Regions from separate parts of the Homo sapiens genome. Here region 1 is linked to region 2. A link is a contact called in ENCODE Hi-C data. All regions are on one chromosome and are shown on one strand. The core of a region is the stretch at or near the end of the contact, and the rest is flanking DNA. Distances in the headings are between cores, read along the strand shown. Region 1 holds the start of SPATA17 (spermatogenesis associated 17). Region 2 holds the start of TGFB2-AS1 (TGFB2 antisense RNA 1).

The links. A loop is a pair of places that touch in the nucleus more often than their neighbours do. Pooled maps may share reads with other maps.
Region 1: a loop to region 2 is called in a pooled map, with 3 times the contacts of the local background. The contact joins the promoter of SPATA17 here to the promoter of TGFB2-AS1 in region 2. A Hi-C loop is called at or near these places in 6 of 50 pooled maps.

What each region holds. Positions count from the first base shown.
Region 1 is chr1:217,630,048-217,635,264 of GRCh38, reverse strand. SPATA17 (spermatogenesis associated 17) reads right to left here and starts at 3,921. Exons shown (of 11, transcript NM_138796.4): 1 at 3,819-3,921. The coding sequence starts at 3,886. GPATCH2 (G-patch domain containing 2) reads left to right here and starts at 4,175. Exons shown (of 10, transcript NM_018040.5): 1 at 4,175-4,349. The coding sequence starts at 4,294. RefSeq lists enhancers at 3,897-4,136, 4,167-4,236.
Region 2 is chr1:218,342,666-218,347,498 of GRCh38, reverse strand. It overlaps TGFB2-AS1 (TGFB2 antisense RNA 1), which reads left to right and starts at 1,821. Exons shown (of 3, transcript NR_046268.1): 1 at 1,821-1,896; 2 at 2,111-2,324; 3 at 3,037-3,303. TGFB2 (transforming growth factor beta 2) reads right to left here and starts at 2,163. Exons shown (of 7, transcript NM_003238.6): 1 at 452-2,163. The coding sequence starts at 797. RefSeq lists enhancers at 114-614, 1,746-1,795 and a silencer at 2,176-2,235.

The DNA.
Region 1 (5,217 bases), core at 2,672-5,171, 710 kb after region 2:
CTAAGGCTGTGTCATGGGTGCATCCTTAACCTTGGCAAAATAAACTTTCTAAATTGACTGAAGCCTGTCTCAGATATTTTGGGTTCACCCACACTATAGAAACACAGTGGAAGAGGAACATTCTAACTTATTCCTATTAGAATTTGACAGATTTGATGAAATTTAAATAAGAATATGGGGAAAATGAACAACATGATCAATAAACATATACTGAACTCTTTTCTCCACAAAGTACAGTGTAGTGTATAGTATAAATGACCAATAAGTCACAAAGAAAATCTCATAGTTTGGAAGAACAGAAATGAAGCTAGGAATTACTAGAGAAAGTTAACAACAACAACAACAACAACAACAACAACAACAACAAAAAGGCCAATACTCTGTCAAGTGACAATGGAACTGCCACTGGAAAACTGTAACTGAGACAGTGAAAGAGATCTGACCTAACCAACTCCATCTTGCTTCTAACCTTCAAGCTGTCCTCGTTCATTCCTGACATAGGCTGAACTAACTTTGCCAGGAACTTAGTTTATAGTTTAAAACAAAGATGATAATAGGCCTTTCCCAAGGCAAACCCCCTTCTTGCCTGGGGACTAGACTGCCTTTGTTGGAATAACAAATTAGTTAAAAGATTAGAAATTATGGTTTGGGAGTCACGCAGCTGGAGGCTATAAGATTCTGACCCTCCCTAAATGGCTCCTGGGGATAATATCAGTATTGTAAAACCTAAGATCAGTGCTAGAGATATTTTGCAGATGCTGCACTTGATGGATCAGCTGGCACCACCCAGATTGATAAACTGGCTCTGACCTTGTGGCCCCCACCCCAGAATTGACTCAGTGCAAGAAGACAGGTTCCACCCTCTATGATTTCATCTCTGACCCAACCAATCAGCCCTCCTGACTCACTGGCCTCACACTAACCCATCAAATCATACTTAAAAACTCTGATCCCCTAATGCTCAGGGAGACAGATTTCAGTAACAATAAAACTCTGGTCTCCCACACAACCGGGTCTGTGTGAATTATTCTTTCTTTATTGCAATTGCCGTCTTGATAAATTGGCTCTGTCTAGGCAACAGGCAAGGTGAACCCACTGGGAAGTTACAACAACTGCCTACTATCTTTTGTTCACCTTATGTCCAGGACAAAATTTTCAGTCTCTTTGATGGGCTGGCCAAAACATAAACACACACCAAACATTCCCTGTGGGAGCAACTTTCCAGAGTATTATGTCAGTCGGGCAACCCACACTCCTCCTATTCTTTGTAGTTCAAAATCTCCTCCTGTATTTGCTGCTCACTTCTTGGAGTTCCAGATCCTTCCTCTTTGTTAGGCAGAGGAGCTTCTCGTTTCCACATTGGACTTCCAGGCCTCACAGGACTCAGATACTAACCTAAACACTTAGGAATGTATTTTCTCAACCAAGTCATCTTTCAGCTTCAGCGTTATTCTGATGCTAGCCATTAGGAAGAAGCCTTTTTGTCCGTACCTTGTTACGAAAACAGAAGACATTGAAAGAAACCAAGGAGACTTTAAATTGTTTCCCACAACTCTGTTCCCTACATGTTAACGGATTTGGGACAGTACACTCAAGCCATTTGGACCTCTGGATCTTGGTGCTTGTTGCAATTTAATTAAATCAGCTTAATGGGAAGAAAATTTTGTTTAGTGACAGTGAACAGCGGAGGTTTTAGAGTTAGATTAGTTGGCTCTGATAATTCATAATTGACCTCAAGACATCCGCCTGCCCTGGCCTCCCAACGTGCTGGGATTACAGGCCTGAGCCACTGTGCCTGGCCAATTAATTGTTTGTTTGGCACTTCATCAGGCTTTTCTAGAACATTGTTCTATAGCTCTAAAAATATAGATTATCTAATAAATAGATAATTTCTACATTAACTTATAACATTGTGATAACCAAGTGAAATATCATATGTAGTTGTTCCTGGTGCAATCCCTCATATATAATCAGTCCTCAAAAAATACTGGTTGTTTCCCTTTCTGTCCATGTTACTCTATTGTTGTTATTATTTATTTATTTATTTATTTATTTATTTATTTATTTGAGACAGAGTCTTGCTCTGTCGCCCAGGCTGGAGTGCAGTATTGCGATCTCGGCTCACTACAACCTCTGCCTCCTGGGTTCAACTGATTCTCTTGCCTCAGCTTCCAGAGTAGCTGGGACTACAGGCGTGCACCACCATGCCTGGCTGATTTTTGTAATTTTAGGAGAGACAGGGTTTTGCCATGTTGGCCAGTCTGGTCTGGAACTTCTGCCCTCAAGTGATCCATCTGCCTCTGCCTCCCAAAGTGCTGGGATTACAGGCATGAGCCACTGAGCCCAGCTAGTATTGTAATTATTTTTTAAAAGCCTATATTCCATACAAGGATGTGAACATCATGATGGATGGGGCTTATTTCATTTATATATGTCATAAATACAGCACCTGCCACATACTCTAAATAAATAGATAATTTCTATGTTTAGCTATTGTTAGTATGTTTACTTAAACCAGGGCTACAGATTTATTGAAAAATTCATTAATGTGAGTCTTCAACAATTATTGTGTTACTATTATTTGTATGGGGCTATCATAGACGTTGGAGACAAAAATAATGGTGAGCAAAATAAGAGACACTGTCTCTGCTACTAGTTTAAGAGGGGAGATAGATATTATCTCATAAAAGAATGTAAAATTGAATTGTGATCAGTGCTGTAAGAGAGGTACGTTGTGAAATAATGATGTAGTAGGTGAGATAAACGTTAGAATAAAAGCAGCTCAGCAAGACCCTATCTCATTGACATATTTTCCATTGGTCTGTCATGTCACTGTATTCCATAATAGTCTAATTCACTTTTTTGCAGTTTCTTTTAAGTTACAAAAACTCCTGGGGCAATGCTTCTTTAAAATGAAACTCTTCCTGGGCAAGAAGTTTGGCTGTAGGGAGATGAAGAAGACTGCTAGTGGTTTTCTTACCCGTTATCTATTAATTAATATATTGGTACTAGTTACCGTGTCAGAATGGTTTAGACACTTTCATTTTATTTTATTTTATTTATATTTATTTATTTATTTATTGAGACAGGGTCTTAATTTGTCACCCAGGCTGGAGTGCAGTGGTACAATGTCGGGTCACTGCAACCTCTGCCTCCCAGGTTCAAGCGATTCTCCTGCCTCAGCCTCCGGACTAGCTGGGATGACAGGCATGTGCCACCATGCCCGGCTAGTTTTTGTATTTTTAATAGAGACGGGGTTTCACCATGTTGTCCTGGTTGGTCTAGAACTCCTGGCCTCAGGTGATTCGCCCCCCTCGGCCTCCCAAAGTGCTGGGATTACAGGCGTGAGCCACCACACCCGGCAGATACGTTCATTTTAAAAAGGCGAATGAGTCATAGAACAATTGAGTTTAGTGATGTTTGTAAAATAACGGAGGCTCAAATCCCTAGGTAGATGGGACACAATCTGAGTTCATTGGGCTAGTGAGTCAGGGTGACCCCCAGTCAGGGTATTGAACATAGGTTTCATCAAATTGCAGAGTGGTGATGTCGAAGAAAAAAAGCACTTTACAATTTTATCTATGCTGGGAGTTTCCTTAAATCATCTCACACTGAATATCTACGGCCCCTCTCTATTTAGAATTTCGTTGTATGGTAACAGAAACTCCCAATTATGTTTGCAGCCCATTAAGGGAAGAATTGGGTACTACTTAATGAATTAGGGTAATCGTTAAATCGTTAATTGGAAACTCCCGCTGAGGAACAACTGGTATAAAGTCACGCCCGCCCTTTACGCGATCCTTCTCTTCCTGACTTACCTGTTCCTAAAGTAGTACTGATTTCCTACAGTCGACGACCTAGCTTGCAGCCGGGCTAACGTGGCCATGGTCTCTTGGCCTTGGGTTTACAACTGGTGTTACTACCGGTCTCCATGGTAACTGGGCTAAACCATAGCTCACTCCCGGGGTTCGACTTTTTGTTCACTCCTCTTTTCTCTCATGCTGCTTTGACTTTAAGAGCACTAAAAAGAGAATTAAGAAATTTCTGTGTAGCACAAAAGTTTAATTTATTTGTCTCTGTCTCTACTGCGAGTAGGAAGAGGGGATTATAGGAAGGGGAAAGCAGTAAACGCGGAGAACTAATGGTTGCTCCGGGCATCCGGTTTCCGCCGCCTGTCGGCTTCCGGAAGCTCATCTCAAAATGCTGAACTGCTCTTTGGAAGTCGCCGGTGCTGTTGTAGTTGGAGTCTGTTCACGGGCCTGAGCTTCGAGGCCAGGCTCCCGGGTGTCGTTAATGTTCGGGGCCGCCGGGCGCCAACCGATCGGAGCTCCAGCAGCCGGGAACAGCTGGTGAGGCTGGCGGCCCTGGGGAGGGGGAGGTCAGGGAAGGGTGTGATTGCCCGAGGCCGCTCCGCTGGACCTGGAATGGAGGCGGGAGGGAGCTGTGATGGATGATCTGAAGACATCTAGGCCTTGCTCTCACTCATTCCTGGGATGCACGCAGTTTGAGGGAGCTCTTGGGTGTGTGCCAAAGATTTGTGAAAGAATACAGTAAATGTTTTCTGATTGCTTGTTTAACAATATTTTAGAAGTCAAGCTTCCTGTACTCCAGGAGCAATTCATCTCCTCATTGATTGTTGACAACACTAGGGACAGGAAGAATTTATCTTAATCCGGGCCTTATTCCCCACTCCTCTTTCAATATTTACCAGATTATACCAAGTCTTTTGGAAGATAAATTCCAGAAATCTAGAGTTCTGGAAGTTCAATCGTGGAAAACACATCACCCTCTCACCCCCTTTTTTAAAGAGAGAGGGTAACCTACCTGTTTCCACCCTCTTGAACATTCTATTCAAGTTAAAGTGAGATATGTATGGGGGCTTTCCAAGAACCTATAACTGTCAGGATTAAGTTTGGGGCTTGACTATGTCTATGGTATCATGTTAGAATAATATATTGCTTTGACTTTTCAAAGTATTTCCACAAATTAATACACTTTATCCTATGACAGCCTTGTGATAGCAGAATATCACAAGCACAGAAAATTCAAGTACCGTGTCCAAAGTTGCCCTGTACATTTTAATCCTAGAGCTAGAATCCTGATTTGGGGATTTCTAGTTGAACACTCTGTATTATCTGTCCTGTTTTTCTCCCAAGCCCTTTTCCTCCAAACATAACATAAGACAACCAGTGACACAAACAAGCAATTTCCCATTGA
Region 2 (4,833 bases), core at 572-3,071:
GAGAGGCTAGTTTTGAGACACTTTTTTTAACCCTTCGTGCACCAGTTCGGCGCGCTCCACGCCAATCGGAGCAAAGAAAACAAACCTACCAAGATTCCTCAGTTTAACTCTGCCCCTGGGAGCACCTCTAGTTTGACAGAGTGGGGCTGACTCCTAGCTGGTGGCCGACTAAAGAACTTCAGGGAAGAGAAAAAGAGAATAACGCCTTTTAAAGCACCGAATTGTTAGGGGGAAGGGAAAGATGGAGAAAATAAAGTAGAAAGTAAACATTTTAAAGCCTGATGGCCTCAAGCATACAACTGAAAAGGAGGTGGTGGGGTGAAGGACAGGAGAACGGGAAAAGAGCGAACGGGAACCGCGAGAGGGAAGGGCGATCCCGGGAGCTGCTGCGGTTTTGAGAGCTCCGGGCAGAGCTAAACCTCAGGGGATGGAAGTCAAAATAAGTACTTACTTTCGGAGGGGAAGAAGGGCGGCATGTCTATTTTGTAAACCTCCTTGGCGTAGTACTCTTCGTCGCTCCTCTCGCGCTCGCAGGCGGCCGCCCTCCGGCTCGCCTTCTCCTGGAGCAAGTCCCTGGTGCTGTTGTAGATGGAAATCACCTCCGGGGGGACTTCCTCGGGCTCAGGATAGTCTTCTGGGGGACTGGTGAGCTTCAGCTTGCTCAGGATCTGCCCGCGGATCGCCTCGATCCTCTTGCGCATGAACTGGTCCATATCGAGTGTGCTGCAGGTAGACAGGCTGAGCGCGACCGTGACCAGATGCAGGATCAGAAAAGCGCTCAGCACACAGTAGTGCATTTTTTAAAAAAGTGGAAAAAAAAGTTGTTTTTAAAAGTCAGAATAAAAAAAAGAAATCAACAATTCTCAAAGTATAGATCAAGGAGAGTTGTTTGGTTTTTTGTTGTTGTTGTTTTTGATGCGAAACTTTTGCAAACAATCTAGTCAATGCCCAACAGAAAAACGTATCCTGCTTGAATTCCTTTAAAAAGAAAAGGCCAGTAGTTCCAAAAGTGGAAATATTAATACGGGACGGGCAGAGGGAACCCTGACTTTGGCGAGTAAGAAGAAAAAAATTCTTGGAGCAATGAGATGGGGAAAAAAAGAGACGAGTGGCTATTAAGTAGAAATAAATTTAAGAGGAGGAAGTGGAGTTCAGTGTGTCAGTCTCGGGTGCGGAGTGGCGGATCTGAACTCGGCTCCTCCGGCCAAAAGGGAAGAGATGAAAAGGTCCCGGGGCTGGCAGCTGGCGAACTGACGGGAGGGGCGCCGGGAGCGCGGTGAGGGGGGCCGCCGAGGCTGACCTGGGCTGAAATTTATATATTTAAAGAAGGAGCGGTTCGGTCCTGCCTTCCACTGCGGCGCTGAGAGCAGGAGCAGCAGCAGCTCCGGAGCAGAGAAGCGCACACGTGTGTGCGTGCGTGTGTGTGTGTGTGTGTGTGTGTGCGTGTGCGCGCGCTGGGGGCGAGCCCAGCGCACCGCGGGGAGGAGGGTGCGCTTCGCAGGGCGCTCGGTACTCGGTCGGGTGCCGCAGGGGCCGCAGAGGCTGCTGAGGCGGCGCGGATCCTGCTCTGGGAGCTGCGCTCCGTGGCCTACACCCTGGCGGGCGCGCGCTGACCCGCTTGGTTACTCCACGTTGCTGCCGCCGCCGCTTGCAAACGCTTCCAGCCTCCAGCTCCCTCCTTCTCCTGCTCCTCCTTCTCTTGCTCCAAACGCCAACCCAGCCACAGACGATCAGCCGTCGCGGTTGCGTTCACCCCCTGCGGATCACAACGGCAGCCCTTGCGACACCCTGGCTGGGGAGTTTTATTCCTGAGGGGGTTGCGCAGGGGCTCCCTTGGACTCCCACCCTTTCCCAACCTCTGCTGGCTTCTCCCCAACGTGGAATTGCTCGCTTAGGGTAGGTAGGCACTTGCCACCCTAAAATAGATCCTCTCTGTCTCCTCCTGTCTGCAGCCGGGCAGCCCCTCAGTTTGTTCCTGGATGACTCCCTAGACCGTCAGGCTAATATTCTCCATCCCCCTCCCCTGCCTCTTTCACTTGCGCTCTCGCTCTGCTGTCTCTTTCTCTCTTTCTCTTTCTATCTCTATCTCAATCTGTCTTTCTCTTGTCAGGAGCTTCTGGAGCTCCGCTCGGAGCGAACCTTCTGCTGCCAGCAGATAACATCACGATCTTGCCGGGGAGGGGAGATTTATAAGTTCTCTCTGAACCACGTGTCTGCCTTCAACAAAGTGACGTGCTAGGATTACAGTCAGAAGTCCTCTCGTTACTTAGACCACGAGCTCTCCCCGAACCGTTGAGGGAGTGTGGAAATGAGGACCGCTGTGGGTAAGGGAGGAAGGAGGTGGAATGTGCGCCCTGACAACAGTGATTTACGGTATTTACTTTCCAGTCATTTTGGACAGGTCTGTTGAAGGAAGGACAATCAAGTCTCCCGTTTTTACTTAGTGTAGCTCAGTCACAGCCTCCCAAGCTGAATCACTTGCTCTAGAAGGGAAGGCTTCCCTCCTGTATTATGTGTGCACACGCACCCCTATGGGAGGGAGCACTAGTCTACTCAGGGCCAGGCCAGTACTGAAGACATACCTTCCAATCTTTTAAATTCATGTCCTACCTCTTATTTTCTGGGATACCTTAGCAGGTTGCCATCCCAGAATTTATTTTGTTAGTTTGTTGTTTACAATGTACCCCTCTGTTTGTGAACTGCTGGAAAACAGAGATCCATCAATTTTACCTAAAGAATAAGGTATACTTGTTTGTTTTACTGATTTGAATGAATGGTCACCTTTATAATTTGCTGCCTAAGCCACTTCTTGTATGGCTTTCTTCTTCACCTTCTTGCTAGGCTAAACATTATCAACCAACTTCATTCTTTCCATAGCATTAATCCAGGAAGCTGGAATTTTAAGTGTTTGATGTCTACTGTTCTACACTACTCATAACTTGACATTTTCAATTTCAACTAAGTCTAAATTAGATGAATACAAGAATAACTCTTACCACTGTTCCACCTTCCCTTTTTCTTTTATTTTACCTTTAGTTACTCAAAGTCAACATTTTCATTTCGGCATGACTCTGCAGCCATACTGACCAGACAGATGATTTAAACTGGAAACTCTGTTGAATGTACTCCCAAACCCAAGATCTCTATACTGTTCTCTACTTCAGATGTTCCTGAGTTCAGAAAAGTCACAAAGAACTTTCTATCACTTTTGGAATTTATACTTCAGTTGTGTATGGGGCCTAGGTTATTAGTAGAGCACTGAATAAATAAAATAATAATAGCTAACATATACTACACTTAGTAATTTGATGTGTGTTGTGTATGGTCATTTAATCTTCACTATGAACCTATAAAGTGGGTCTTATTATCCATATCTGGCAGATGAGGAGACTGAGGTACAAAGAAGTTAAGTACTTTGTTCGAGACCACAGTAAGTGGTAGAGCTGGATTTTTGCAGTCAGGATCCACTATGTTCTTACCTACTATGTACTTCTGAGAAACAATGGTCCCAGAATATGTTCTGACAAACAGGAATTCTGGAGTCAAACAAGTTTGGGAGATACTGGGTACTCTCCTGTCCTCTTAGATTCCTCATTCTGGAACATTATCATGTTAAAGGCTCTGAAACTCCTGTAGAAGAGAAAACCTTTTCACTCTTTTAACCCAGCATTTTCCAAACTCCCTTGAATACAGAATTTTTTCCATTATCACACATTGAAAAACTCTGGAATAAAATAATTGTTCCAACCCACTTCTGAATAATTCTAAAAATTATGTATAAATCAGCACCAGCAGGTTCCTTTCCTTGATACCAGTTTTGAGTTGAAGCAAAGCTACCATCCCAGTAGCCCAAGAAAAAGATAATCAAGAGGCGCTACTGTCAGACTAGTAGTTTCATCCAGTTAGGTCCTCCCTCTGAGTTCAGTTTGAGAACTGCAGTAGGCTAGCTCTACAGATTGGACAAAAAGTGAATATTCTTACACCTGTGGCCATTATAGACACAGAGCAGGAGCTCCAAACCAGAGCTACTGAGAGAAGATGCTGCTGTGGAATATGGCTGGTTACCTGAATTAGCTATCACTGTATTTTGCTGAGGATACAGGTTCAGCTTCCACAAGCCAGTGAGCATCTTTCATGTTTATAGACAACCTTCTTGGTACAGACACTGATGCACCTTAAGTAGATTCAGATTAGAGTGTGGATAGAGTAGCAAAAGTTCATTTACATCACTTCTAGGAAAACAGCGCAAGCCATAAATTCTGATGGCCACCCCTCTTCCTGACATAGACATACACACTTTTGTTCATAATACTTAGTTTACTGAGTACCTATTGCTCACTTAACAACTCCTTAGACCTGAGACCCCTGACTTACTCATAAGAGGCTACTTTAATTTCCCCAAAGCCCAGGAGGGTAAGACGGGAGGTATTGGTAAAAGCTTCTGGAATGGGTAAGTGCAGTAAGTGAGTATAGCAGGAGAGGAGGAGCCCCTTTCCACCTCTCAAATGATCAGTTCTTTGAAGACCTAACCGGCAAGATTGCTAGAGCTGTCTCCCTGGTAACCGTAAATGAATCATTTCTTCTATTAAATGGCTCTTATAATGCCTTTTCATCTCTATATTTAATGGAGGTCTTATGTGCCGGGGTCTCTACAGTCTTCATGGTAAAAGGGTATTTAAATGATATACACCCATCTTGATTACTTCAAGGAGGCAGGAGAGCACAGTGGTTTAAAGGGCAGGCTCCAGTCATGGTTTTTTGGGTTCAGATTTCTGTCACTTTCTGGCTTTGTGATCCTGAACAAGTTACTCACTGACTCTGTGAGTTTCTTAT